Linked DNA regions of Mus musculus: regions 1, 2, 3, 5, 6 and 7 are each linked to region 4. Evidence: chromatin loops called from intact Hi-C (ENCODE). Cell type or tissue: heart. All regions are shown on one strand.

Region 1 (4,000 bases), 94 kb after region 4:
GAAGACTTCACACTGTAGAAATGCCAGCTGATAGAGAAATCTGAAAGGAACTTTAAAATAGGTATGCTCGGTCTGGGTGTATAACTCAATGGTTGAGCATGTGCTTAGCATCAATCCCTAGCACATACAATACAGTACAGTACAATACAACACAAGAGATTTACAACAGGGGTAGGTGCTATACGGCAGTTATTGAGTGTTTTAAAATTATATGTATACATTAAAAATAATCAATATGTAACTGGTAGAAGGAGAAAAACACCAACCAATGGTAGGATTCAAAAATAAATTAGGCCCAGCTGATGAGACATGAGTGAACTAGGCTACAGATGAGGATGTTATTGAGAATACAGGAACAGAGGGATAAGGATGGAAAAAAAACCCACGAAAGCAAAGTTAAGCTGCATGAAAGAGGATGAGACCTTCTAAGAAGTGTCGAAGCTCCTAGAGCTGAACTCACTGGCTGTCATGAGCTCTCATACTTGGGTGCTGAGGAACTGAGGTGTCTCTCCAGGCTCTGTACCTGTGTTTTAGACCAACAGTATGAAGGCTGTTCCCTTCACCATGGAAGAAGGCTGTTCCCGTTTCTTCCTTCTGTCTCTTTAGCTGGCCTTTCTAGTCACTCTTGAGGTATCAGGTTGAATGTCATATCCTGAATCCCACAAAACAGGCCAGGTCCTGCTGCCATATGATCCCCTTTAAGGAGCTTATGAAAACCACTAGAACATAAGAACCTCTGTCCTTATTACCCCATAGGGGCTGCATTCCATCTGTGCTCTGATGGGTTCTGCCTGCTTGGTGGACTGGCTGGCGGATGGGACATGCTTAGAGAGTTGAATGAATGAATGAATGAATGAGTAAATGAATGAATGAGGCAATGAATGGCAATACCTGAGCAGATGAGAGGAAAATCACAGGCATGGGAGGGCCCTTGGAAAGCTATTTTAACTCTTCCCTAGTTTATGAGCAAAACTATTGTATAACTGCCCCTGGAAGAGTAAACTATGTGCTTTTCTTCAAACCACGCTACACTAGTTCCTTTTTCCTTTAAATAGTTCTCATTATTTGGACGCAAAAGGTGGTCAGGAAGCTGTTGAGAATGGAGACAGGGCTCTTTTTGAAAATATGTAAAAATAACATCTAAAATCATTTCCTATTTTAGAAGAGCCAGGGAAACTCCCAGCTTCAAAGCAACCCTGTTGTAAATCCTTCTCTTACAGGAAAGAATGGACCAAATTAAATGAAGAGTCTCTTTTTATTCCCTTCTTTTAAAAAAAATGAAATTTGGTGTGATCATAGCAGTGTGTTAATATCGATTCACAAGCATCAATTATTCATTTTCAGAGCTGGTTACACTGCAGGGAAGAAAGGAGAGGAAGGAGACCATGAGGGCGGAGGAGGGGACAGAGGAGGAGGAGGAGGCTGGAGGAAGAGGGGCAACAAGAACAAAGCATGTACAAATATGCCACAAAAACACCCTTATTGCTTTGTGTGCTACAAACAATGAACTGAAAATTCCTTGTTAACTGTAGCCAGCCTTAGAAATCAAGTAATCCAAGTTCCAGTTTCCCATGCGATGTTTCTGTAACCTGTGCTGTGGAAATACTGTACAACATTTGGTGACCGCACATCTCTTCCCAAGTGCACGGTCGCAGAGATATCAGGCTGCTAGTTTGGAGTTGGAGGAGTAGCTGACATGATGCAAATTGACAAATGATACAAACAGGAGCTCTATCTATTGTTTCATTGAGGCTTGAGTAGGGTGCAGAGGCCTTCTACCCACGACCTGCTTTGGATAGCCCACAAGCAAAGAACAGCTGCAACTTTTTTTTAAAAGGGACACAAAGAAATGAGTTATGTGGCTATGAAACCATAGATATTTCATATATGATGACTTATTTTTCTTTCTTGAGACAGAGTCTTGCTATGTAGACTAGTTTGGCCCTGATTCCACAGAGATAAGCCTGCTTCTACCTCCTGAGTTTGTGAATTAAAGCTGTGTGTCACCGCGTCCAACTCTATTTGCCTCATCATTGCAGAGGATGTTTGAAAAGCCTTGCTCTGTGCTGAAGATGGAGAAAATATCAGTGCAGGTTCAAATTCGAACCACGTTGTCTCTGTGGGTGTTCCACTGTAGATTGGGCTAAAACAGTGGAGGAAGCGCTCTTACAGTCTTCAGAAATGATTATCTGATTCAATAGTGAAGTCACTTACAGTACTAGTGTGAAGCAGAGTGATTTAGGCATGCATTTTGTTGCTTCCCATTTGTCTGATTCATTAAAGAAAACCAGTATGCCAAGCAATACTTGTGTCAGAACCACATGTGTTTCTTAACTGCCACTTCAGGTTGGCCATGGTTAAGGCAAAACTCAGCCAGTAGTGTTCACGAGAGTGAAACAGCCAAATGAACTGCCTAACATTGCATGTGTCATTGTAAATACTGTGATGCGCATTTTAATACGTATGTACATGTTCCTAGATGCTTATTCTTTGCAGAGATCATGCTGTTGAGCATTTGCCAACATGCATACTGGCCACACCCAAAAGAAAGCCAGAAGTCTGTGTGGATTCCTTAAGTATTTGAACAGGTTCATGGTGTCATCCTTGTTTCCCCCAGCTGCTTCTAAGCAGACCTCCTAACCTGAAAGCAAACATGCATCTGAACTGGTTTCAGTGTGTGAGTTACGGTGGTAAGGTTGGCCATGCGGAGGGGGGAGGCTGTCTAGTCTTTGAGGCCTCAAGTTGCCTGGGAAAGTCCTCAGGAAAGGATAACATTTCACGTTGGTGACAAATTTGTTGATTTTACAGATAACATCCCCATATTACCCTCGGAGAAGGCATATTCAGCGAGGACATTGGTTTTTATGTTTTCTCAGAGCAGTCATTAGTACAAATTAATAAATCTTCTTGGGGACGGAACATTGGGCTATATTTTATCCTTGCTCAGCTAACAGAGGAAAAGGAATGCACTGGTTGGGTTCAAGATAGAAAGAACATGAAACTTTGAAATTATATGGACCTGGCATGTGTTCCTAAGTCATATAAAGGACAGGGGATGCTTGTTGGTTTTAGGCACGAGCTCAGAGCATGCCAGGGCATCCTTGCTTCCACTGGCAGTAGAATTTAGACAACTCAAGAAAAAAGATTCTAAAATATGATAGTACATCAGACTCACCTGAAGAGTCTGTTCACAATGACGGGGCCTCACCCTCAGTTACACATTCCTGGGTCCAGGGTAGGGTCTAACCATTTCCCAGGTGATGCTGATTGCTAAGAAGGTAGCGCTCCACTGAGCCACAGCCATAGGAAGAAAAGCCCAGGGTTCCAGCTGCCTGGCTTACATCACAGTCAGAGGATCTTCCCTACAGGGCAGCTTTGACAGTTTGTGCTCATCTAAGCAAATTGCAAAATTCCTTTGTTTCACAGCTCACACAAAACACAGCTAAAAGCCTGGAATGTTTTAACCTGGCTTATTTCAGTCTTGGTTAAGGGGCAGGAATATTTATTATCTGAAGGTTATCTGGATTTCTCTCTCTCTCTCTTTCTCTGTGTATGTGTGTGTATGTGAATGTGTGTGAACATGTGTACATGTATGTGTGGATGTGGATTACCATGTAGGTGCAGGTGATTACTCTGCATGTGTGTGTGGAGGTCAGAAGCCAACCTTGAGCAGGTCTCCGGGTGCCTTCTATCCATCTTTGGTAGATAAAGGGATTTTCATTAGCTTGGTACTTCACCAAGGATACCAGGCTACCTTGCCAGAGAACTTCTCTGTCTCCCATCTCACTACCAGTCAGATTACAGGCACATATTACTATGCTTCCCCCTTTTTGGTGGGGCAGTGTTTCTCTGTGTAGTCCTGATTAACTGTCCTGGAACTCATTCTGTAGACTAGTCTGGCCTTGAACTCAGAGATCCACTGCCTCTGCCTTCCAAGTGCTGGGATTAAAGGTGTGTACTATGGGAAGCCCAGCTTTTTCTGTGAGTTCTGGGAACCTGA
Region 2 (4,000 bases), 50 kb after region 4:
AATTACTGTAAAATTGATTAAAGATAAACACTCTAGAACTAAAAATCATCCAAAGAAAGGTAGCACAAAAAGCAGAGTTAAATCATAGTCAAAAGTTAATAGAATATATTCTACAGCCATGTCACCCTGTATTAGCCCAGGCTCATCTGATTACAAAAAGCTAAAAATGTTTATAGTAGTAGTAGTAGTAAGAGTAATAATAATAATAGAATACAGAAGTGGATCAGGAGACTGGAAAAAAGAAGCAAGGTTAATGAAGATAAAATGTATGAACAAAATTAGACAAGTGTAAAGCTGAGGCTGGAAGATCACAATTTTGAAGCTAGTTTGAACTACACAGTAACTTCCACCTAAGCCTTACTTCACAGCAAGACCCTGTCTCAATGTTTTGTACAAAGAACAAAAAATAAAACAATAAACAACCAAATAAAAAACAAAAATAAACACAAACCAAAAAACAAGATAAAAATAGAAGAAGGAATAAAGAATAAACATAAAAGACTTTTAAAATAAAGTAAACTAAACCCCACTAAAATAGGAATGAGTGAAGACAAGAAAGAGAAGACAACAAAGGATTGGAGAAACCTCTTTCTGCTTTCAATAAAAGACAGGACAGGGATGGGGTGTGGCAGATCATAGCTAAATTCTATCATAGTTCTTCTCTGTTCCCAGTGTGTAGGATGTGGCTACTATGGGCTGTTGTATTTTATTTTATTTATTTTATTTTTGAGACAGGGTTTCTTGTAGCCCAGGATGTTCTTGAACCTTCTATGTAGCTGAGAATGACCTTGCACTTCTGATCCTCCTGCCTCTACCTCCTAGTGCAGAGATTTACATATATAGGTCACCACACCTGCTTTATGTGGTTCTGAGATGAAATCTAGGACTTGATACATGCTAGGCAAGCATCCCACCAACTGATCTGCATCACCAGACCCTTAGTACCTGCATCCCTTTAGAAACTTTACTTCTTTGTGTATGTGGGGCCACTGGTGGTGTCAAGGAGTTCTGTAGCTTGTGGGATTCGTACAGGTTCCCACTTGTTCCAGAGACCAATACCCCAGATCCAGGGGCATTCCTCTACATGTGTCAGAGAATCAAGGAAACCAAAAAAGCATGGGGTTTTGCACTAGATATGGAGTTTGAGGGAACCCAGTCTGCTACCTGCGGCTCTCAGAGATTTCTGAGTTTGTCTGCCAGGAAACCAGCTTATAGGTGGAAAAATCTGGAGAACTTTCAAACAATCCATAGCAGGGAAAGCAGTTCTAGAGGACAATCCACCTACCATGGGCTCAGAGTTCCCAGACTGTGCAGGTATCATTTGCATGCTACCCTAGAGGCCAGCGCTACCAACTTCCTTGATTTCCAAAAGCCTGAGACTCCTACTGCCTAAACTTCCCAGTGTGTTTACACTTAGCCCTCTCCATCTCTATGACTACCCACTCTGGGCTATTTCCTACCCAGACGCTATACTTTGGCAGTGTATCCTAGATTTCCTGATTTGTGATTGTTCCTTGATTTCAGTTCCCCAGAGTAGTTCAGTCTCAAACAATAGGCCCTCTCTCAAGATGGTGCCTGATTACAATTCTCTGAGTGGCAAAATGGATTTGGAATATATCACCATGCCTAGCCATGAGAAATAGATAAATGCTAGCAGTCTACATATTTTGCCTCTTTAACACAGAAATGGTAGATTGTTCTCATATATCTGGTGATTTTGCATATGTACTGGGGGTATATATATATATATATATATATACATACATATATACATATATATATGGGTGTATATATATGTGTGTGTGTGTGTTCATGTGTATTTGCGTATGTGTGTGTATGAATGCACACACATGCGCATGTGTACACTCACATATACATGTGAATTTCCATGTATTTGGAGACCAGGTGTTGATGTTGGACATCTTCATTGTCAACCATGTTCCATTTTGGTTTTTTTGAGACAAGTTTTCTCACTGAATGTGCGCCTCACCAATTTAGTTAGACTGGGTGATGAGCAAGCTTCAGGGAACCCACTGTCTCTACTTCTCTGCCTCTCCAGTTCTAGTACCTTTGGTGTACACTACACTTTTAAAACATACAGATGGTAGAGCTCTAACCTCAGCTCGTCATGCTTATGTGGCAAGGACTTCAGTGACGGAGCCTCCTCCACCACCCCTGGTTATTCATATTTGACTCTCATTCCTTCTAAAACCTCCCATCTGCCATGATTTTTCTAAGGTTCTAGTGTCATCATGAAGCTTTTCAGAAGCTAAGAGAGAAGACTTGTTCTCAGCCCCATATTTATGCTCTAACATCAAGCTTCTCCTAGGAACCTCTGTCAGCATAACAGCTCACTCCTGACACCTTTGCCATGTGCCTTGTTCCTTAGCCACACGATCAAGACAAGAATATTTTGCACAGGGCAACTCAGTAATCCCATCAGGTCCCAGGGATCCAGAACTAGCTGGGACGCTAGGTTGAACCAGCAGGGAGGAGAGTGTTAGGCTTGAGTTTGTCAGTCAACATGACATGACTGCAGTAACCCCTGGACTCCCAAAGTCACAATGTCTATGGAATGATTCGCATTGAGATGGCAGACAACACTTAAGCGTTCAAAAATGTTTACTCTTTTATCTTTATGCCAAATTATTTTATACATCCATAGAAGTCCTGTTCTTGAATAATATTTAGGCCAAGAGTTTTAAGAAAACCGCCACCTATAAGGAAGTGAACTGCACAGCAGGTGAGATGGCTCAGAGGGTAAAAGGTCTTGATACGAAGCCTGAGTTCCATACAAGGAAATGTGCACTGTCCACCCCAGCTTCTGTTAGCCCTGAAGCTACAAAGGCAAGTAAGTCAAAGGCAACCTAGTCAGCTTTGCATTTCCCAGAACCCTGGGAAGGAGAAAAGGAAGTCCCACGAACTGTCCTTTGACCTCCATGTGCGCAGGCACGGAAGCGCCTCCATATACAGGCATGTGCACACATGGTCACAGAAGTGAATATAAATGAAAAGTAAAACATAATTTGCATGAATTTATTTTTAAAAGCATCAAATTAAAGAATGTTAGAAGTATCTTGTTTAAAAGACAGTAGATGCCAAATGTCTAACTTTGGGTTCTTTATGTATAAAATGGAAACCACACACACATACATACATACTTACAGTGCTATTATTGTCTGTTTACAAACCCAAGACATGCTTGGTATGCTAGTAGACACCTACAATGCCAGCACTCAAGAAGCTGAGGTAGGAGCACCATATGATACACAATGAGACCTTGTCTTAGAGAACAAAATGAAATATAGTTGGTTGTGCTGGCACATATCAGAAAGGTATGCTGTATTGGTAGAGGGAAGAGGATCGTGAATTGGAGGCCAGCCTAGGCTACATATTTGGGCTATGGAGATGGCTCAGTAGGTAAATGCCTTGCTGCATAAGCATGAGGATAGAAGCTCAGATTCCACCACTCACATTAAAATCCAAAGCTATAGTAATCCACCTATAATCTCAATGATTAGGAGGTGTGGAGACAGGGCATCTCTAGAGTGAATGGGCTAGCTAGCTCTTGCTGAGCTCCAGGGTCAGCAGGAGATTCTCCCTCAGTAAATAAACCGGTGAGTGACTGAGGAAAGACATTTGACACCTACCTGTGGTCTCCACATGCATATACCCCGATATGCACCCTACACACACACACACACACACAACAATGGAAAGAAAAATAAGTCAGCATCCTGGTTTTAGCCCGGGGTTGCGAAACAGAGCCATTTGTATATAAGGAGGGGTATCTACCCAGAAACATACTAGGAAATGTACGTTGTCCACTCTAGTCTCTGTTAGTTCTGAAACCACAGGGCTCTATTCATCTACCAAAGGAACAAAGTCATTTTTACATTCCTTTAACATTTGTACAAATAAAATCTTGCAATCAGCATGAATGCGTGGCACCTTTGCCCTCTCACATCCCCAAGCTAGAGAAGCAGTTCCCATGTGGACT
Region 3 (4,000 bases), 110 kb after region 4:
ATGGTGGGAACGAAAAGGTCAGTACATTTTTGTGACTAGAGTGAGAAAGAAAATTATCCATCCTTCTGTGGCCACTTTTTTTTTTCCAGCTAAAAATTTTGTCGTATAGTTGGGTAGGGTAGCTCACCTCTATATTCCTAGCACTCAGGAGGCTGAGGAAGGAGAAGTGTCATGAGTTTGAGGGCAGCCTGGGCTACAGGGTGAGTTCCAGGCTAGCTGGGCTACAGAGTGAGACACTAGTTGAACACCAAAGGGGGCCAGTGAGATAGCTTAGTACATGAAAGCATTTGCCAGCAAGCCTGATGACCTAAATTTGATCTCTGGGATCCACGAGGTAGAAAGAAGGAACCAACCCTTACACATTATGCTCTGACCACCATAGTGTGTGCCATGGCACACACCCAAGTACTACCCTCACCCAATAAATAGAATCCAAACAAGCAACCAAACAACAAACAGAGCACAATAAGGTTCACTACCTTCATGTGAAGCATCATTGTAGGTCCCCAAATTAAACATTGCAAAGGGAGTTTAGTGGACCAACTGATCCCAAACAAGAGTGGCATAGAATGCAGAGCCCACCCTGGCTTCTAAATTCTCTCCTCTAAGGTAGCCTTCCTAGCAGAGGAAAGACATTCACTGATAGTGTCAAATTATTAGTCAGATTTTGGATGGTAGAGCTTGACACTATTTATCCAATTAAATTTGCATACACTACCTTTTGCTATGCATGTGTGGAGGGAAGAATATCTTAATTCCACAATGAGAACCCAGAGAGAATCAATCAAACAGACTTGGGTCCTGTGAACCAGTCACCCAATGTTCTTCATTTGTCTCTATTTCCCTATTAATGAGGAGAAAATGTCACTATAATCCAATGCAGGGTCTGGGAACATTGTCCATACAATCTCTAACTCTCCTAGAGATGAAAGGAAAATGATGAATAGGTGACTTCTATCCTTTACTTTTATGGAGCTACACATCTGTTGGGTATGATTTCAACTCCTCGTGGAATGAAACACAAGACATTTTTGCCTTAGACATCAAAATCTTGGTCCAATATCTGACTTGAGAGCCACTTACAATATAGACCTTTTGTGACGTTTCACAAATTTAATGGCCATGGGAAGACCCTAAAGTAACCCAAAGGGACAATATTCCCCCAGTGATTCTATCTTTGGGATAAAATGTATAAAATATTCTAAATATTCAAAAATCTATTTCTTAGCCTCAGGCTTCAGAGCCTCTTGGGAAATTTGAAACAGACCTAAGGGGCTACTATTTATCTTTGCCAAGCCTAGTAAACATAATCCATAATGTTATTCAAGAATGCAATGGAATAATATACATACAGGTAACATTACACAAATTGAACAGATTGTATGTATACACATACAATATATACATGTATATATGCATATAAACATAACACAAAGAAAAAAGGTCATGAATCCGAGAGAGAGAGAGAGAGTGAGAGAGGGTAGAGGATACATTGGAGGAATTTGAGAGCAGAAGAGAAGGGAAATGATCTAATTATAATTTTCAAAAATTTGTATTAAAAACGAATGCCATGGAAGGTTGGAAAGTGAGTGATGGTAGTGTGTGTCTCTCACAAACCCCAACAAGAAAACCACACAGGCAAAAAGGAAGGCCAAAGTGAGAAGGACCTCAAGACAAACCAGACTTGCTTCTTCCAGCACTCATCCCATAACCTCAATTGCATCCGCCGCGACCCACAAGCTTGTGTGGCCCACAGAAATGGGTAATTCAGAGCTACAAAAAAACATAAAAGTGGCCGCCTCTCAGCCAGCGACTGACTGGGTTCAACCCTTGCCTACTGCTTCTATTGGTTTTGCCTAGATGTGCCTAGGACAGACCCCACTGAATGCTTTGGTTATAGAAGGAACTATTTGGTTGCATTGGAGAAAAAACAGATGATGACTTCCTGCATTGGCTTCTCATACTCTTCTCTTTCTGTTTTTACTGCTAGAAACATGAACACGACAGAATTTCCAGCATAATAGAAAAAAAAAAGATCTGGGCAAAAACTCTGCTCCCAAGACCCACTGGACAGGGTTTTGTGTATATTTGAGGGGGATGCAGGGATCAGGTAAAGAATGTTTGTTGTCCTCGTTTTTTTAGCCCAGGAACTTCAGACAAACCCTAATAATGTCTTAGGCCTCCATCATCAACAACCTAGAATGTGGAGAACTGTAGTGGGGATGTGTCTGAGGCAGGGGTCCTCAGACCTCACCGAGGAACACAACAATCCATCCCTGAGAACCAGGATCAGCAGGCTTTGTCCTGAGCCCATGGGTAGCCCTATTGTTTCTGTTCACAGCTGAGCTGGCTCTGATTCAAGAAGGAGAAGGTAAGGAAATCCCATCTGCGCTGCCGCCTGGCCCCTTCCGCCTTTCCTGTGCTGGAATTCTAGACAAAGCAAGTCCAAGACAGAAGCTGGTGAAGTTCACTCGTCTCCCAATGGGGCCTCCTGAAACATCTTGTTTCTCTCTGACCAGGATACAAATAAAAGTGGCCTTTTCCGTCCTGCCCGTCTGTATCCTCAAAAGAGGGAAGTGCAGTAGGCAACTGATACAGAAGCTCTGAGTTTATGAGATTCCTTCTGGGGCTGGAGGAAGAGTGTAAATTCCCAGGTTGACAAGATCACCACATGGTGCTCGAGTGTGACGCTAGTCTGGCCTCCTCGCCATGCTTCAGCCAAAGGTACAACACAGACTAGGTTAACTCGGGAACAAAAGAGGCTTTCTTTGGCAGAGTGACCTTCCATAAGTCACTTAACCCTTCCCTGCTTCTTGCTGCCGTGTGACTGAAGCCATAAATTATTACTTGCGCACGTTCGGCTGCTCAATGGAAAGTAAAGAAAAAGGGGTGAATTTGTACCGTCACTCTACTGAGGAAACTTTGTCCATTCAAAGCCAGGTTACAGAGTGGCCTTTATTTTAATTAAAAAGCATCTGGAAATGGAAAAGCCTGTTTGGCTCAGGGCCTCCTCCTTGGAGAAGAACGGAGGCATGTCATCTGGCTGGGCCTTCTCCTGGCTGTCTCAGTGGGAGCTGGAGAGGGAGCTGCTGAGGCTTTAGCACATTTTTTGTGACAGGAACAGATAAGCCTCACCGAATGTCCTGCTCCCTTGGCTGCTGTTAGGAGCCTTCTCTAACACACCATCCTCAGCTAAACCCTGCAACAGCAGGCATCCTCCACAGTGGATCTGCTACCCTGGCTCTGAGGGAAGTGGGGGAGGCTAGCTTGAAGCTTATATCCTCCAAGATATGGTCGAGCAACCCAGTGCTGGGGTATGTTTCTGCATCCTCCTTTACCCAGTGCTGACAGCAAAAGTATTTCTAGATAGCCTCCTGTGCCTGGGTTTTTGTGTAGGCAGTAGGCTCCAAGCCCTGCTTTTCACAGAGCCCGGGATGACTGGCCAGAATGGAATGTTCCTCAGATGGGGAGACACAAAACCTGTCTCAACCCTGATTATGCCTTCAAAGAGGTCCTTTGTCTTGTCTGGGCTTTGGTGTCTATATTGGGAAAAATATAGCTGTGGGTCCTAAACAGAGCTGATAACAGAATCTACTGCACAGAAAAGTGGGTAAGAGGATGGATAGCCTAGGTATAAATTCTACACTCCACTACTTTCTATGTGGGTAACCTTAGGCCAAATGACTAAACCTCCGTGTCTGTTTCCTCACCAGTAAATCATGTTTATAACATTCAATTGTGTGTGTGTCTGTCTGTGTGTGCACGCATGCGTGCGCACATACACTAAGCCACAGCATGTACAACTTGCTGAAGTTGTTTCTCTCCTTTCACTATGTGGTCCTGGGGATTGAACTCAAGCTGCTAGACTTGGCAGCAGGCACCTTCCTTCATCTGCTAAGTCATCTCAACAGCCTGAAATAGGAATATTTAAATTCAAATACTTAATTAAAACAAAAACTGAAGGCAAAACAGGCAGGAACAGTTACTGCTACATATCACT
Region 4 (4,000 bases):
ATCTCACTCCCTGGGTTTGTGTATTTCCCCTTGGGCTTAACTTTACTTACGAAAAGAGAGCACAAAGAGATGTCTGGTCACTTCTAGAGAGGGTCATTCGCTGATACAATAGACAAAGAATCAATACTTTAGGGTTACCATGGCCCCACCCACTTCAGAACCACGACGGGTCAAAATGGCCCCACCCACTTCAGAACTGCGAAGGGTTTGGCCAAATGATTTAAGAGCCAAAGACTAAGCCTCTTCCTCTCTTCCCAGTTGAGAACGTTTTGTCTTTTAATGTTGCAGATGCCATGCGCCCCCACACCCAAAACATGATGCACAGGTCCTCCGCACCTTCCAGCCAAACTTTTCCAATACTGGAAAAAAAAAAAAAACAACTAAACAACCTTGAAAAGTTTTAATTAGCGAGAGACAATGGAAAACGAATTTTACGGTTCTTTCCAGGACATTCTTTACTGCTTACAAATGAGTGGCCCAAAGTCCCATTTACAGTCTGTCAAAACTAGTTGCTCCCCACCCTGGCAAGGCTGACAGCCTGAGGCTGCCCGCCCCTCACTCATTTCTCTCTCCCCACCCCTCCCCGTTTACTCTTCTCAGTCCACTTTCTGAGAAGTTCCCTGGCCACACTCACTTGCTAGACATTTTAAAGATCTGTCCTCCCCCCACCACGACCCCCGGACACGCTTTCCACCCCCACACCCCACCCAGCGCGACGCATAACATTTTTTTGAGAATTATCCCCGTATCTGTTACAGTCTGTAGTGACCAGAGACATAGTTGGGGGCGGGGGGAGGCGGGCCAAAAAGTTCCCTTCCCCCTCGTTTTTTTCTTTTTTAGATTCTAAGTCACCTCTCACTCCACTCGAAAATGGCGCCGAAATCGTAGAACTTCTTAAATTTCATTGTAAGCTTTTTGCAAAGGTTTCTGGGATTTTCCTGCGAAGCTGCTCCTCAGCGTCGACCTAGAAAACAAGCCGGGGAAGCTAGAGAGAGGAAGGAAAAGGCGGGCGGGGAGGCGGACAGACAGACGGACAGCGAGAGAGAAAGGGCGGAGGGGTGTGGCGAGGTTGTGAGGTTAGAAGAGCGAGTCGCGGAGACTTGGGAGGGCGCGAGGTGGCGGTGGTGCGGGACATCGAGGGACAGAGGGACGGACAGCCGGGGAACCGGGGTTCGCGGGGCGAGGGGCTCACAGAGAGGCGTGGCGGAGAAGAACCGGAGCCGGGACGGAGCTGGGCTGGAACCGGGCTGGAATCGGGCTGGAACCGGGCTGGAATCGGGCTGGAATCCGGCTGGAATCGGGTTGGAGCGGTGCTGGAGCCGGCGGAGCTGGCGGAGTTGGGCTGGAGCCGAGCGCACCCCAAGAGGCGAGCGGGAGCAGCCAGCGCCCAGTGGTCCGCAGCAGCCCTAGAAAAAGCCGGCCCGGGGGGCGTGGCCATGCGCTGCTCCGCGCCCCGCCCAACCATTCGCCCGCTCGCTCGGAGGCCCCGGAGCGGAAGGGGGGAGGGGGGAGGCCGTGCGGACACGCAGAGCCACAGCCTTGGCCTGCAGCCAGGAAGGGCCGGGAAGGACACGGGGAGCCTGGAGTGGCCACGTACAGAGAGCCTCATAGCCGCGGGTGCAGGAGACAAAAACCAGGGAGAAAGGGGAAAGGGGAAAAGCGGGAAGGGAAGCAACCAAGCTCCAGCTCAAAGACCCATGCCACAAATGACACTCTAAAGTCACTAGGGCCCAAGTCTTTGGGGCTACCAGGAGGGTACAGGGCGGCTAAGCCAAGCCTCTTAGGACTATTTTTCTTGGGGGTGCCTGAAACAGGATGAGGAAACAAGGGACCCTCAGATTGCAGAAGGGAAGTGCTAGGCGCGCGAGTGTGCCCAGGCTCTGTTGAGTCTTCTGTGCTCTGGCCTCTCTGCCAAACTCTCCCTCAGGTAGAGGACTCCCTTAGGTCCTGGCGGTCCACTTTAGGGGTGGGCATGACACTGAGGCAGGGAACGACAGTTTACTTATACATGTCCAGTCCAAGAAGGAAAGTCTTTACTACTTAAGTTTTGAGTCTGGAGTAGGGAAAGAAAGGGAGTCTTTCTTCTGTATGCTGGATATCTTTAGGGACGGCGCTGTTTACCAGGGAGGTATGAGAACGGTGTTGAAGTTAATAGCAGGGTGTCCAGGGTGACAAGAACTGTGCCTAAGTGTAAAGAGATGAAGTATAAGAGTGATTATGATTTTCAAATGATGCCGCTGACCCAGACAGGCACTCAGAGAGAAGGGGGAACGGGAATGGATTTCAAGGAGCTAACATGAGGTTGCATCTGGGTGGGGAGTCAATAGTCTTTCATTGCACCGCGTTCGCAACTTTCTTGTATATTTGCAAAACGTCACAATAACACAAAGCTGGAAAAACCAGGCATGGTAGCACATGGACCAGTAGAGTCCAGCACTCGGAGGAGGCAGGAGAAACAGAAGTTTAAGGGCGTCCTTGGCTACATAGCAAGTTCGAGGACAGTCTGAGCTTTGTGAAAGACTCAAAAAAAAAAAAAAATCTGGGAGAAATCCCTTATAAAATAGAGCCTGGATGTTAAAAAATAAATAAATAAACTCAGCGTCTCTCTTCCCACCTTTCTTGGGTTGCAGACATCTTTGAGAGAGTGGGATGTAAACTCAGATAGGATTTGGACGGGAAGGGTTTCGCTGGCCTGCAGCAGCTTACACACCCGGGCTCCAAAAGAGACCACAGGGGCAGGTGGAGTGCTGGGTACAAGGCGCTATGTGGGAGCTACTTAGCGCGTTCACTCCGTGACTCTGAAGGAGAGGCTGTTGCCTTAGCAGCTCTTGGCTAAACCTCTACTCCAGCCACCTCTTGTCTAGTCTGGGACTTAGTGGGTTCCTTGGCGCCCTTGACTAGCGAGGACATCTGGGCGTCTGCGAATATCCAGCAGTTGAGCAGCACGCTGGTAGCTGCGGTGCAGCCGCGGGGTCCTCCATGCTCCCAGAGTCAAGCCTAAGTTTTATTTCAGAGGGTAGAAGGCGTGCGGGATAGTTTGGAACCTCAGGAGGGAGCGGGGACAACTACAACAAAACCCACCAGGTGTCAAGAAAAAAAAAGGGGGGGGGGCAATTGCAAAACGGGTAACACATGCGAAAACGGCAGGCAGATACTAAAATCACGGATTCTGAATTCCGCGGTGCTCAGCGCTGCAGTTTCTTGCGCTACTCAACTCTCGCTGTATTTCTATATTTTTACTGTGATACTTCTTCGAGGTTGATCTCATAATCGTGAGTTTTGCGAAAATGATCGCAAAGTTTCAAGGCTTTGCTACAATCGTGTGACCTTAGGCTGATGACTGGGGCTTATTTTCGTTGTTTTTGTTTTGTTTTGTTTTTCTTTCTGGGTTTGGAGGGTGAGAAGACAGGAGGGTAGAGTCTTTCAGGATCTGTAAAACTGTGGGGAGAAATTAGCCAAAAAGATTTTTACAGAACAAGATTTTCTTTTCAGGAAAGAGCTCTCTCTCTCTCTCTCTCTCTCTCTCTCTCTCTCTCTCTCTCTCTCTCTCTGTTCTACGGATAATTTCAGATAGTTTCAGTGTGCACTTAAAACTATTATTAGGACCTACAATTTTTCTATTAATATCTTCACAACACTTTGTGGACCAGACTGAAAGTTTGCCGACCAGCCAGGCGTGACTGACCACGCGGCGACTAAATCCTCGGCTAGATCATTCATAGAGCTCCAGTGTCCTTGGGCTGCGATGCTTTCTTTGGGTTTTTAAGGTTCAGCCTGGTGGGTCAGTTTGTTTGGATTCCTGCACATAAACATTAATTTTCCTACATAAATACCAGAAGATTCCAGCGCTGGGAGATGAAAGATGAATTTGTGACAGGTCTTCTGAAGAAAAATGGCAAGGGCTTTCTTTATTAAACTCCCTTTGCTACATCAGCATATTAAGAGAGCCAGCTGAATATTGATGAATTCTTTGAGGCTGAGTAATATGGCTACAGGCCCA
Region 5 (4,000 bases), 180 kb after region 4:
TGCAGATCGTAATGGAACACCGGTCACTCCCACCAGGACAATACCATGCCAGAAACCTGGAGCAAATTAGACGTGGGTGTTAGATGAAGAAAGCTGACAGGGCAGCACTAGTTCCCTTCTCAAAATGCACACAGAATGTCCACGGCAGCCTTCCAGAGCGCCGGATGGCGAGAGCTAACTGATAGGGAAGGCAGCGGCTTTTCCTGCCTTTTGCCTCCCTGCCGCTAGCTTTCAGTACACACACATCGCTGTGCTGATTACAAAGCTAAGCACATGGTGACTTCGGAATATACAGCTTCTTCGGCTTTGTGAAAATAAAAGAAATGCTGACAATGTGGGATAAGATCCTTGATTTCTCACATGCAACTAAAAGACCAGCAGTCCCTGACCAAATAAATGTTCTTAAAGTGTAAATTCAATATTCAAACCCATAAGTGACATTAAGAACACTGGAGAATAATAAAAAAAATAAAACCAACATCGGGGGAAATTTGCATTGAACACTTGTGGGATGTTGGATACTTTGTGATTTTTTTTTTATAGCTGCAAGGTCAAGGTAGTTTTTCACAGTGATTTGTACAGTTTGCTTATAAAAGAAAAACAGATTTAAGAGAGCGTTCAGCTATGTACAAAATAATCAAAGTTATAAAAATAACTCCCCAAATGAACCCTGACTGGACAATTTAGATGAAAATTCTATAAAAGGCAGATTGCTTGGGCCGGCAACATAGCTTTTGGTGTGCTGGAAGAAAATCAGTAGATGAAGAAACTTCTTTTACAAATATAAAAGAAAGAAAAAAAAATAGAAGAAAGGAAAGGAGGAAGGCTTCCTGCTTCACACCTGTGACCCCAGCCTGCAGGCAGGGTGACCTTCATGAGTGATCTTCAAGGGCAACCTGGACTACATCGGTTTTTGATACTGTCGTCCTGAGCTACAGAGTGAGAGACTGTTTCAAAACTAACTGACTAAATTATAAATCAAAATGCAGTAAAGGAAAAATGAAAAAGAAATGGAAAAATCAATAAGTTGATTAAAAAAAAAAAGAAACCCTTCCACCTTCTACCAAACAGATTTTGTTGTTAGGTAAACATAAGATAGTGACAACTTATGTACATATATATGCACACACACTCATATATATGTGTGTATATTATATATAATTATAATTAAGAGAAAGCTTATGAGCTTATAAAGCAGATGGTAGATTTGTGTCACAGCCTGGAAATGAATGGTTCTTTTGATGTAAGTGTATCTGACAGTTTCCTAGCTAAATACATGCTCTGGCCACACAGGTCTCAAAGATGGATAGAATGGAGAATCCTGCAGGACAGAAAAGACGAGCCACAAGCGTTGGCAACACTGATATTCTTTTACAGTGAGGATTTGAATTTTCAGCTTTGTGCTTAAACATGTTTTACCAGCAGAAAGTAAACCAACCCGGCTCATAATGCAACATTGGGCTGGCCATCTGGTTTGGAGTCAAGTTTAATAAACCCAGAGACATTAAATCTACTTGTCTAGCACTACAACTAATCAAAGAAAGACTGGTCAAAGCATCAGGGGTGGGAACAAGAGGACATTATTTGTGAATTGTGTAACTAGAGTTTCCATTCCTGTTTAACTTTTGAGAGAGAGAGACAGAGAGAGAGAGACAGAGAGACAGAGAAGGAAAGTAAGCGAGTGTGGGGGGAGGGAGGGAAGGGAGAGGGAGGGAGGGGAGAGGGAGAGGGGAGGGAGAGGGAGAGGGAAAGGTTGATTGATTTCAGGCATATAAGGGTCCTTGCAGCTCATATTTCTCATCCACAAGGAACTGGTGTTTGTTTAATAAGCAACTGGTTCACAACTGGGCTTCAACCGTCTGACCACATCCTGGAACATGCTGTTGAATCACACTCAGACCCACACTGACATCTGCAGGTAATTGAAACAGGGCTTTCCAGGACTGGATTCGAGACTCTGGATCCTCACTCGGGCCTTTTAGCTCATCACAGTAGGGTGCTAACCCATAAAACTTCAATATCCTGGATGGCAATGAGTTCCTTTCAAACATATTCTCAGTACTGAAGTGCTTTCATACAACAAATTAATGCAGCATATAGAAAATATGCTTGATTTTGCAGCAAAGGCCACAGACAGAGCGGTTTCCACCTGGTATAAGTCCAGCAATTTTTATTTTCACTGTACACATTTCCCCCCTTTTCACACAGTCTCCAAGTGGCACCCAGTACTTTCTCAGTACCTTATAGAAAGATTACTCCCCAAAATCTAAACTCAAGTTCGTAGTTATCCTAAGTTCACATCTATCAAAGAGTTTACACACACACACACACACACACACACACACACACCCCACAATTTACTGTAATAAATCTCTGCTAATCAGCATGCTTCTTTATATATTTCATCAAAACTCTAAACCATCTATAAAAATAGGAAGAAAACAGAACTGTGGCAAAAGTCAAGCTGCTCCATTCTGCCTAAGCATTCAGTTGTTCTGTAATGCCTTTTAAGCTGGCAAAAAGGACAAAGTAATGTTTTATTGGGTCAATTTATAATTATAATTTATAATTACTGTGTTAGCAACAATAGGATCTGTTAGCAAGGGGCTTCTTTTACAATGACTATTTTAGAGAAAGCCTGTTTTTCCAGGCTTATAAAATCAAGTGACTCATTCAACTTCTGAGGCAAAAATCAACATATAAAGAAGGCCTTATTCTACACATCGAAAACACGTTATAAAAACAACTGCATCAAGGATTTCTAGTGGTAAGAAACCAAAAAAACAAGGTTAACTGGGTGTGGTTGTGTACACCCTTAAGGCCAGCAGTCAGGAGGTAGATGCGGGAAGGGTGTGAGTATAAGGCTATCGAAGGCTGTATAAAAATAACAAACCAAGTTAAAAAAATTCTAAAGGGTGAGCATGGGAGTCCACACCTTTAATCCTAACACTTAAATGACACAGTTATCTGTGAGTTTGAGGCCAGCCTGATCTACAAAAGTGAATTCCAGGCCAGCCAGGGTGATACAGTAAGACCTTGTCTCAAAAAAAAAAAAGATTTTAAAAAGAAAGAAAAAGAAAAGGAGGGAGAGAGAAGGAGGAAATGAAAAAAAAAAACCCAAAACAAAACCACGAGGGTAATTGCTAGCTTGAGGGCTCATTAATACATTCCATCAACAGGCGCTCATAAATAGACAGTTGCCAAATTTTGCAACGTGTTCCATTGCAAACATTTATTGATATTTTTTTTTTTTGGTGCCCAGAATGTTTTTTCTTAAAGAAATGGAGTTCTAGCAGTTAGAGTTGCAAGTTAATTAGCGAAAGTCTAGATACTGTATGTCTGCCGTGAGAGGGTGGAAGCAGTTGCGGCAGTAAGAGGAAACATATGTTGGAATGATTTTTAGCCCTGGTTAGTTCTCAGTGTTCTAGTTTTGCTCCATGAGGACACCATTACAGAAAGATAAGAAAGCAGGGCATTTCAAAGCACTTTATATGCTAGTGTCTGATTTCACTTGAGAATTTCCAAGCTTTCTTACTTTTGATGACGGCACATGGTTTATGCACATCGGCACTGCTGAAGGTTTTATTTAACAAATGGAAACATAAATTTGGGAGAAAAGATAGAAAGGAGATACTGGCACGGAAAGAGCAAGAACTGAAAGTGGGGAGAGCTGGAGAAAATATGCATTTAGATCTCATGCCTCACCCCCATGTTGTTCACTCTTTTTCTTTCAACTAGCATGTGGTGAGCTGTGTTAGTGAGTATGAGGACCAAGTCATTCTATCATTTATTAATTTAATAAATGCTAGTAGAGTATTAACATTATACATAGAGTAAAGGATAGCAACCTGAACAAGACAGCCTCGATCATTACGCTCACAGACATGAAACAGATAGCAGCATTCTAAGCAAGGAGTTCAGGTCTGTCTCTGGCTATTTGGGGTTGAAGGCTTCAAAACAACAAAACAATAACAAGGCAAAAGAAAAACAAGCAAATAAA
Region 6 (4,000 bases), 61 kb after region 4:
AGTAAACGGAGGAGCTGGAGTCACGGTCTAGAGCAGCTGACTCCTGGATGTGTGCTGTCACCTAACTCTGCCTCTGAGCAGGTCTGGTTTGAGTGAAGATGGTACTGACGAGGTTCTCTGCCCCACCTGCCTCTCTTGTCCAGATCTGGTGCCTACCTTTATTTCTATGGTATTCTAGACCCCTTCCACAGAGAAGAAAAAAAAAAAAGCCTTCCCCCTGCTGATCTGCAATGTGTTCACTTTATGGTCCAGGAATGAGTCGTGTTTTCCTATTAAAAGGGAAACACAGAAAAAGGACATTATATAAAATAGCTTTCCCTGGAGCTAAGAAACTATTGAAAACTTAGCTACATCCCTCTTTGATGGTAAGTCTATTAGATTAGTCAAACGTCAGAGTTTAGGGAGAATTGATAACTTGTGTAGCGCTTCTCAGGATGGATGAGGGAACTGAAGCTGAGACAGTGGTCCAGTTACCAGATACCGGATACCCCGGCCAATAATCTGCCTCCATCGTTTCTCTGTATTCCAAAGAAAGCAGGAAACGAAAATTTACAGCTAGCTCAAAGCAAGGAGAGGAAGAAGTTAATTTCTACTCTGCCTGTGGCAGTCTTTCAATTCTTAGACACTCATGAAGTAAAGGCCAGAAGACAATCATTTCAGCTGTGAGATGGCTTTAAGGGGTCCTTTTCTGGGGGAAGGGTGCCCTGGCCTCCAGTTGCTCCAATTGTTTGTTCTCTACATGGAGTCATCGCTACAGCTACTGTATCAGAGACTGTGGGTTGAGAGGGCCCTTGAAAGATGGGGAAAGGGAGGGAAATGATAGGGTTGGATACTTGGTAATTCCCTCACAAGTTAACCTTACTTACAAGGGAATCTGGGAGAAAGACTTCCCTGTATAAGAGCCGCACTTTCCAGTAGGCTGTTCCTGAGGTCATACATAAGAGAGAGGCAGAAACATACATGGGCTTTCAAATGTAGTGACAGAGCAAACCAACTTGTCTGTGCATCTGTGTACCATATGTATGCTGTGCCCTCAAAAGCCAGAGGAGCATATTGGATCCTCTGGAACTGGAGTTAGGCACCATATGGGTACTGGGAATTGAACTCAGGTCCTCTGGAAGAACAGTCAGTGCTCTTACTCTCTGAGTCATCTCTCCAGGCCTCTTAGGCTTGGGTTTGGTTTGGTTTGGTTTTCACAGCAGGACAGCTTACCTAATGGATCACACCCAACCACACAAATGATTGGGGAAAGCCACCTCCATTTAAAGGCAGGACAGAAAAAATTGGCCTGATGACTGTGATCGAAAGCTTACTTGATGAAAGCTGAGGAGAGCCGTCTTCCTTTTTAATTTTGAGCATGCAGATGTCATTGAAATACTTTCAAGCCAAAGGCTCATAAAATATTACTTTAAAATAAAATTGATAGCAGTATAATTTTTCACTAATCCCAATATAGAAGGCAATATGGAAAAGCTAAAAGACAGATCCGGGGCTTTGTTTAAGTTAAAGCCTTCCAAGAACTGGCCTGAAGGCACAGTAGCTTAATGGCTGTTTTCAAAGAAAACTAGCAGATCATTCACTCTCTAGTGTCAACCCGAATGTATTTTCCAGTCTCTTCCTTCTAAGTGCCAAACAAAAGTGCCAGAGTACAAAACTAAAAGGTACCCAATTGAAGAGCCTGCCTGATATGCCTGCTCAGTGAGCTGATACATGCAGAAAACCTTATTAAGTGCCATAGCACTCAGCCAAAATGATAGGAGGACTTGAATGTATCATTTAAACAGCCATGCTGTATTTTGGGGCTGAGTCTATCACTGCCTACCAACTTTCCCATGTTGAAAGAAAGTCAACCACATATCCTCTTAGAAGGAAATGAACTTCCTCTTTGCTTTATAGGATGGTTGAAGTCTGACTACCTTTCATAACCAGCCAGCCTTTTAATTCATCTGGGGTTGCAGCTAAGTTCCCAAACCATGGGAGCAGTCTAGTTTAGGAGACAAGACCAAGGTGAGAGAAAGATAGAGGTATTTGTGGGTGGGGGTATGATACACTGGATTGCCTTGGAAGAATTTTCTAGGTAGTCAGTACTTCTAAGCTCAAAAAAAAAAAAAATCTGCTTTTGTAGTGTTAGGGGATGACATTTCACTGCAAAAATAAATGATTTGCTCATTACCATTTCATGGTTGCTGGCAACCACCCTCCTCTGCTTTCTAACAATTTCCATTTTAGGCACTGACAAACCCTTCAAAGCGATTCAGCCAAATATCCACCCAAGGTTGCATATTTGGCAGTTTCACAGGGAGAAATCTGGGGCCTCTGGGTGAAAAAAAATTGCCAAGAGGGCTCCCTCCTTTGTTAATTGTTAACAAACAGATTGCCATGAACAGTCACAGGGGCTCCATGGGCAGCTACGTGGGAAAGAAAGGAAAAAACAAAAACAAAAACGGAAGTTGTTGGCAGCGGCTGCTTCCTTGGCTCCTGTTCTTGCTCTTGGTCTCCACTGTTGCCTGTATTTTTCCCGAAGTTGGGTGCTGCCTCAACTGATAACTTAAGCAATGCAGGGCCGGCTCTCAGCAGGCAAGCATCCCTCGCAAATACAATGCTATGAGTGGGAGTAGGAATCACAGAGGAACAAGAGTCTCTGAGGCTGTAGGCTTTCTGAGTTTGTTGGAAGCTAATCTTAGCCAACTGGCTGAAGCTACAAGCAGGCGTTCACCATGAATCCTCTCTGGGAAACAGCCAAGTTGACTTCTGGAACCGACTTGGGACCGTGGCCTCTGAGGAACCACAAAGCCCAGAACACTTTGGTTTGCCAGTAAAAAGGTAGAACCTCCTTCCTGCTTGACCTGTAGCTTCAACAGCCATGCTCCCAGACAGTTCACATCCATATTCTCCTTAGTCTTAGATGCTGGAATGAACAATCCCCTTCTTGTCATCCAAAATTCATCTATCCTGAGCCTCCAGCTCAGGCCCTACCTATTAATGTTCTTTCTGCAAGACCTATCCTTCCTTCCTTCCATCTATCTTTCCTTTCTTCCCTCCTTCCTTTCATTCATTCTTTCTTTCTCTTTCTCCTCCTTGTCCTTCCTTCTTCCTCCTCCTCCTCCTCCTCCTCCTCCTCCTCCTCTTCCTCTTCCTCTTCCTCTTCCTCTTCCTCTTCTTCTTCTTCTTCTTTCTCCTCCTCCTCCTCCTTTTTGTTTAACTCATAGGCCTCTCTGCCTTTAGTAATTAAAGCCAGCTGTCCACATCCATGGGTTCTGCATCTATGGCTTCAGACAACTGAAGATTGCAAGTGTTTTCTAAAAAGTTGCATCTGTGCTGAACATGTCCAGCCACCCCACCCCTGCTCCTCACTGCCTAAATAATATAATACAACAACTATTCATATGCAATTTACAGTGAATTAGGCATCATAAATAATCTGGAGATTATGTAAAGTACCCAGATGATGTGAAGGTTATATACAATAACTATAACATTTTATACAAGAGATTTCAACATGTAATCATGGGGGCATTGTGGAACCAATCCCCAGCAGATGACAGTGCGTATTTGTGTGATTGCTTTCCAGTCAGCTCTCCTATGAGGCTTACTGCACAGGAATGCTTTTTTTTTTATTCAATACTGTACGGCTTGTTCCTACCACAGTGCCTGTCACACAGGAGATTCTCCATAAATATTTGTTACGTGAGAGAGTAAGATGCTAGTACCATTCTTTGGAAATTTAAAGCCAGCCTATTGTTTCTACTTGTAGGTTCGGTCTCCAAAAGCTTTTTGTGTTTGACCCTTCTGTATCCCGTCTGGGATAGGCAGTTGATCCCAACTGTCTCCAACCTCAGTCACTCCTGGTCCTCCCTTCTCATTTGGTTCATGATGCCCATGATCTAGGCATCAGCACCAGAAAGCTTTACTGGGTAGAGGCCATCGCTGTTAAGGATATGCCAAGGAGTGGCTTTAACTGCAACATTCTGAGGTATCATCACTTGGAGGGCCACATTAT
Region 7 (4,000 bases), 150 kb after region 4:
ATGACAAGATAAGAACATTTACAATTAGCACATTTGGTCTGTAAATGGGCTTCGCTACACTCCTTGCCAACAGTGTCTTCCCAGGTTTTTTGAGTAGTATGAGCCTTTGTGCATAGTTGAGTTTGGGAGGGGGGTAGCTGGTGAGGAGTGGGGCATAGCCAGAAGGCAGGGTGTAACTTCAAACCCAAGAGTTACAAAAAAAGACATTTGGAACAAACTACAAGGGTGATGAGAAGGCCCCCTTGCTGGTCCCTGATACTGCTGGGAATAGACACCCACTCTGCTTCCCCCCCCCAAATGGAATGAATTGACAAAGGTCCTGTGTGCATTCTCCCATGGTATACACACACATTAATGCACACATGCATTCCATACACAAGTCCTTTGTTAAGCTCTGAAGCAGGAAGTGGGAAATTAAAAAAGAGGGCTTCCTGCCATCCGTTGAAGGAGCCAGCCCTGAGAGTGATACAGACCAGAGTCCCTTTCACGGAATCTTCGAGTTCATCCTAGACGCAAAGCAGAAAACTTCCAGGGCTCAGTGCAAGAGACGATTTGCCTATTGGATGCTCAATAACCCCCACAGTTGCCCTGTAGTTGCGTGGGTCTGTGTGTATGTGTTGGTGAGGAAATCAACAGGACAGGCTGCAGTCACCTACTCTTGTTATGTCTGGATAGGCAGCCACACAGAAAGGCAGATTCATTTTTCTGCTTCATACTTCTTTGTCGGTTCGGGTTTTTTTGTTTGTTTGTTTGTTTGTTTGTTTTGTTTTGTTTTTTTGTGGGCTCCTCTGACTAGCAGGGAGGTTTGGACTTGGCCGGGATGTGCATGTAGGTGGTTTGTGTCACACAGCCCCAGGCTGGCTAAAGCAGAGAGGTTAGAGATACCTGACCCTCTTTCCTCAGAGAGTGGGAAATGTACAAGGATGGAGAAGCCATAACGTATCAAAGGACATTCCAGAAGGAGCCCTGCAAGGTGGCCAGGAGAAGCAGTAAGGACAGAAGAAACCTGATTGCTCTTGTTCAAAACTACATGATAAAGTATAAGAGTGTTCACTGCCCTTCCAGTGTGTGTGTGTGTGTGCGTGCGTGCGTGTGTGTGTGTGCGTGCGTGTGTGTGTGTGTGCGTGCGTGTGTGTGTGTGTGTGTGTGTGTGCGTGTGTGCGTGTGTGTGCGTGCGTGCGTGCGTGTGTGTGCGTGCGTGCGTGCGTGTGTGTGTGTGTGTGTGTGTGTGTGTGTGTGTGTGTGTGTGTTTTGTGGGGGTTGCAGACTGATGTGATTTTGCTTGCTGCATGTCCAGCACAAGGTCTGTCTAGTAGCTTCATCTTTGTAGAATAAATCTCTCATCTTCAAAGCGGGTCTTGGGAAACCTGCTTGAGGTTCTTGCCCAGATGAAATAGAGTAAGCCAGGACAGCTGTGCCTGATGTTTCCTGTGCCTGGCTCTGCCTTGTCTGGGAGTGGAACATTCTGCTGGGAGCCTCCACTGCCAGACTCCACTCAGCCCCTCTGCTTCCACACCACTTCCTCGGCCCTAGCTGCGACCCCCTTCAAATCAATTGGGTTGAAGGTTGAGAATAAATGGTGGAGGTGAGGTGGGTTTTTTTTTTTTGTCCTTTGTTTTGTTTTGTTCTTTGTTTTTGCCCAGACTCCATCCTGGTGGCCCTTTCACACTTAGCCTATTGTCCACTGCCCAATGGCAACAACCTGGACTTGATCCCAAAAGCAAAGCCTGCTAATTTCTAGATAAGTGTGAGCGAGGGCTGGGAAACCGTGGGACTCAGGGTGGCCCCAGAGCTCGGCAAGCCAGCTCCCTTTCTCTGTTCTTGGGGGCTGGCAGGAGTTAAAATGCAGGCCGAATCCCTCCACTCCACACCTGCAGAGGGGACAGTAAGCATAATCTGCCCCCAGTGGCTGGCCATACAGGGACCTCATTCACAATTCACTGCCTTCTAAGGGGCACTGCCTCTCATGAACTGTTCTTTCAGGAGCCTTTAATCTAAGGAGCTACTGCTAACAGCCAAGCTACCCTAATCTGGTGGATAGGCCTCAGCTTCTCTCCCTCAGCACATTTTTAAGGAATGGTGTTTTCCCCCCCTCTAGCTTTTTTTTTTTTTATCATCATCAAAATATATTCACAAAACACCCACATCTCTGTCCACACTATAAATCAGGGTGGGGAGCGTCTGGCCCACAGCCCAGATCTGGCCTTCAGCTTGATTCATCTGGCCTGTGGGGGATACTGTATTGGCTGCCACAGCTGCAAGCTGGAGAATAATGCCTCCCTCCCCACAGCCCCTACCCCCGCCCTGCTGGGGCCTTCCCACTCCAAATGGAACCTCGAAAATAGCCAGGCTCCAGTGTGTGTGTGTGTGTGTGTGTGTGTGTGTGTGTGTGTGTGTGTGTGTGTGTAAGGAGGGCAGAGCATCTCCTGCAAGTCCTTCAGTTGCTATTAAACAGGAAACGACATGACAAAGCCGATGAGGTGATTTTCAGACTGAGCAAAGTCCATATTTTGTGGCCACTTTGCTCGTTTTCAGGATTGGCTAACATTTTCTTCTCTAACTGTCCCGATTCTTTTGCGCTGAGACCACGCTGTGTTTCCCTCTGCAGGGGAAGGAACACACTAGTGAGCAGCACAGCTGGAAAGCAAGTTCCCACACAGCTTCCCGCACAGCCTAGCCTCTGTAACCATTCCACCCCACGACTGTCCTTGGAGGAGCTGGCCTCCAAGGCAAGGCTTTATTATTTTCTGTTTTGCTGTTGTCGATGTTGTTGGTCTTTGCTAATTTATTATCTATCCATCTACTTTCTTATTTCAGATAGACTCTCATTATGCAGCTCTGACTTGACTGGTACTTATGACAATTGCCAGGCTCGCCTTAAGCTCCTTCCTCAGCTGGACTGAGATGACTACTATGTAGACTACCAGGCCTGGCCTCTCCTGTTTCTTGATCACAACCCTGTAATAATCTGGAAGCTCTAGAAGTTGGGCCCCAATTATTCTCACAACTTGTGCTCTAAAGAATGAATTTAAAGGAGACACACGTGGCTAAAGGATGGAAAGTGTGTTACTCAGTTAGAATTTGACTTTGACAAGATCTCACTCTGTTACTCAGGCCAGACTGAATCTCACCAGGAGAACAGACTGGCCTTGAATGTGGAGTGATCTTTCTGATTCTGCCTCCTAAACTGGGAATCCAGACATAGACCAACATAGCTGGCAACAGACTAGTTCAACGTCTGAAAAAAAAAAACAGTGAAACTCTTCCGAAGTTTAAAACACAGAGATTCCTCTTTCTTATTCGCCTATATATGTCCTTACTAATTGAGGGAGATGAGAGGAAGACATACACACACACACAGACATACACACACACACACAGACACACACACACACACACACACACACACACACACACACACACAGAGAGAGAGAGAGAGAGAGAGAGACTGGGGTCTCAGAAACAAAGATCATGGAAGCCCCCAGGGCTCATCTACCCAGTGACTTCTTCAAATCTTGCTGTAGCACTTTGTCGCCTTAGCTCCTAGGTGATCAAGTTGGCATGGTGGCTCTGAGTGGGCCAGCTGAAACACAGAAACTATACCCCAATAAAACTGTCTGTTCAAGAAAAAAAATGGTACATGTCCTGGAGCATCCAGAAGTGGAGTGGTTAAAGGCAAAGAAAGGATAGGTAGTCATTTGAAATGCCAGATCATCTGTCCGTTTTTTTTTTTTTTTTGAGTATGGCTATGTAGTATCAAATGAAATCTATATATCCTAGCAGGCTCACAAATGTCCTTTGCCGACACTGCAAGGCAACAACCAACTGTTTGGGTTTAGGAAAAATTAGGGGGAACTCTAGACTGATCCAGGAAAGAAAGACAGCTGCTTGGTGACAAAGCCTGTGGGGAGAGGGGCAGATTCCTATTGCTTAAGGCCCAAGCGCCTAGAAATATAGAAGAAAAGGAAAGCTTGGTTGGGCTCCAGAGCCACCAGCAGGG

The links. Peaks named below come from ENCODE experiments on the same cell type or tissue, not always from the same donor. Only the 100,000 strongest peaks of a DNase experiment are listed, where the experiment ranks them.
Region 1: a loop joins it to region 4, with 2.1 times the contacts of the local background. A loop is called at or near these places in 5 of 42 quality-filtered maps.
Region 2: a loop joins it to region 4, with 2.1 times the contacts of the local background. A loop is called at or near these places in 6 of 42 quality-filtered maps.
Region 3: it touches region 4 in a loop (5-fold over the local background); 5 of 42 quality-filtered maps call a loop at or near these places.
Region 5: a loop joins it to region 4, with 6 times the contacts of the local background. A loop is called at or near these places in 8 of 42 quality-filtered maps.
Region 6: a loop joins it to region 4, with 5 times the contacts of the local background. A loop is called at or near these places in 7 of 42 quality-filtered maps.
Region 7: a loop joins it to region 4, with 2.0 times the contacts of the local background. A loop is called at or near these places in 3 of 42 quality-filtered maps.

The regions. Positions count from the first base shown.
Region 1 is chrX:53,150,141-53,154,140 of GRCm38, forward strand. All of the region lies in intron 1 of Gm35988 (a long non-coding RNA gene), which reads left to right. It also overlaps a transcript of Plac1 not described here. Among named protein-coding and RNA genes, the nearest start is that of Plac1, 38 kb to the left of the region's middle. In heart, no CTCF peak of the experiment used is centred here; no DNase peak of the experiment used is centred here.
Region 2 is chrX:53,105,899-53,109,898 of GRCm38, forward strand. The region is part of intron 1 of Plac1 (placental specific protein 1); the gene reads right to left. The region is part of intron 1 of Gm35988 (a long non-coding RNA gene); the gene reads left to right. Among named protein-coding and RNA genes, the nearest start is that of Plac1, 6.5 kb to the right of the region's middle. In heart, no CTCF peak of the experiment used is centred here; no DNase peak of the experiment used is centred here.
Region 3 is chrX:53,163,996-53,167,995 of GRCm38, forward strand. Gm35988 (a long non-coding RNA gene) reads left to right here. Exons shown (of 4, transcript XR_882310.2): 4 at 1-3,733. It also overlaps a transcript of Plac1 not described here. Among named protein-coding and RNA genes, the nearest start is that of Plac1, 52 kb to the left of the region's middle. In heart, no CTCF peak of the experiment used is centred here; DNase peaks (open chromatin) are centred at 2,406 and 3,076; H3K27ac peaks cover 1,941 bases.
Region 4 is chrX:53,055,806-53,059,805 of GRCm38, forward strand. It overlaps C430049B03Rik (RIKEN cDNA C430049B03 gene), which reads right to left and starts at 1,385. Exons shown (of 4, transcript NR_038185.1): 1 at 1,193-1,385; 2 at 853-964; 3 at 337-359. In heart, no CTCF peak of the experiment used is centred here; DNase peaks (open chromatin) are centred at 1,086 and 1,506; H3K4me3 peaks cover 3,608 bases; H3K27ac peaks cover 4,000 bases; H3K27me3 peaks cover 473 bases.
Region 5 is chrX:53,232,027-53,236,026 of GRCm38, forward strand. It overlaps a transcript of Plac1 not described here. Among named protein-coding and RNA genes, the nearest start is that of Fam122b, 36 kb to the right of the region's middle. In heart, a CTCF peak has its summit at 1,919 (motif pointing left); no DNase peak of the experiment used is centred here; H3K4me3 peaks cover 341 bases; H3K27ac peaks cover 1,852 bases.
Region 6 is chrX:53,116,356-53,120,355 of GRCm38, forward strand. All of the region lies in intron 1 of Gm35988 (a long non-coding RNA gene), which reads left to right. It also overlaps a transcript of Plac1 not described here. Among named protein-coding and RNA genes, the nearest start is that of Plac1, 4.0 kb to the left of the region's middle. In heart, no CTCF peak of the experiment used is centred here; a DNase peak (open chromatin) is centred at 2,476.
Region 7 is chrX:53,210,032-53,214,031 of GRCm38, forward strand. It overlaps a transcript of Plac1 not described here. Among named protein-coding and RNA genes, the nearest start is that of Fam122b, 58 kb to the right of the region's middle. In heart, no CTCF peak of the experiment used is centred here; a DNase peak (open chromatin) is centred at 2,200; H3K27ac peaks cover 2,558 bases.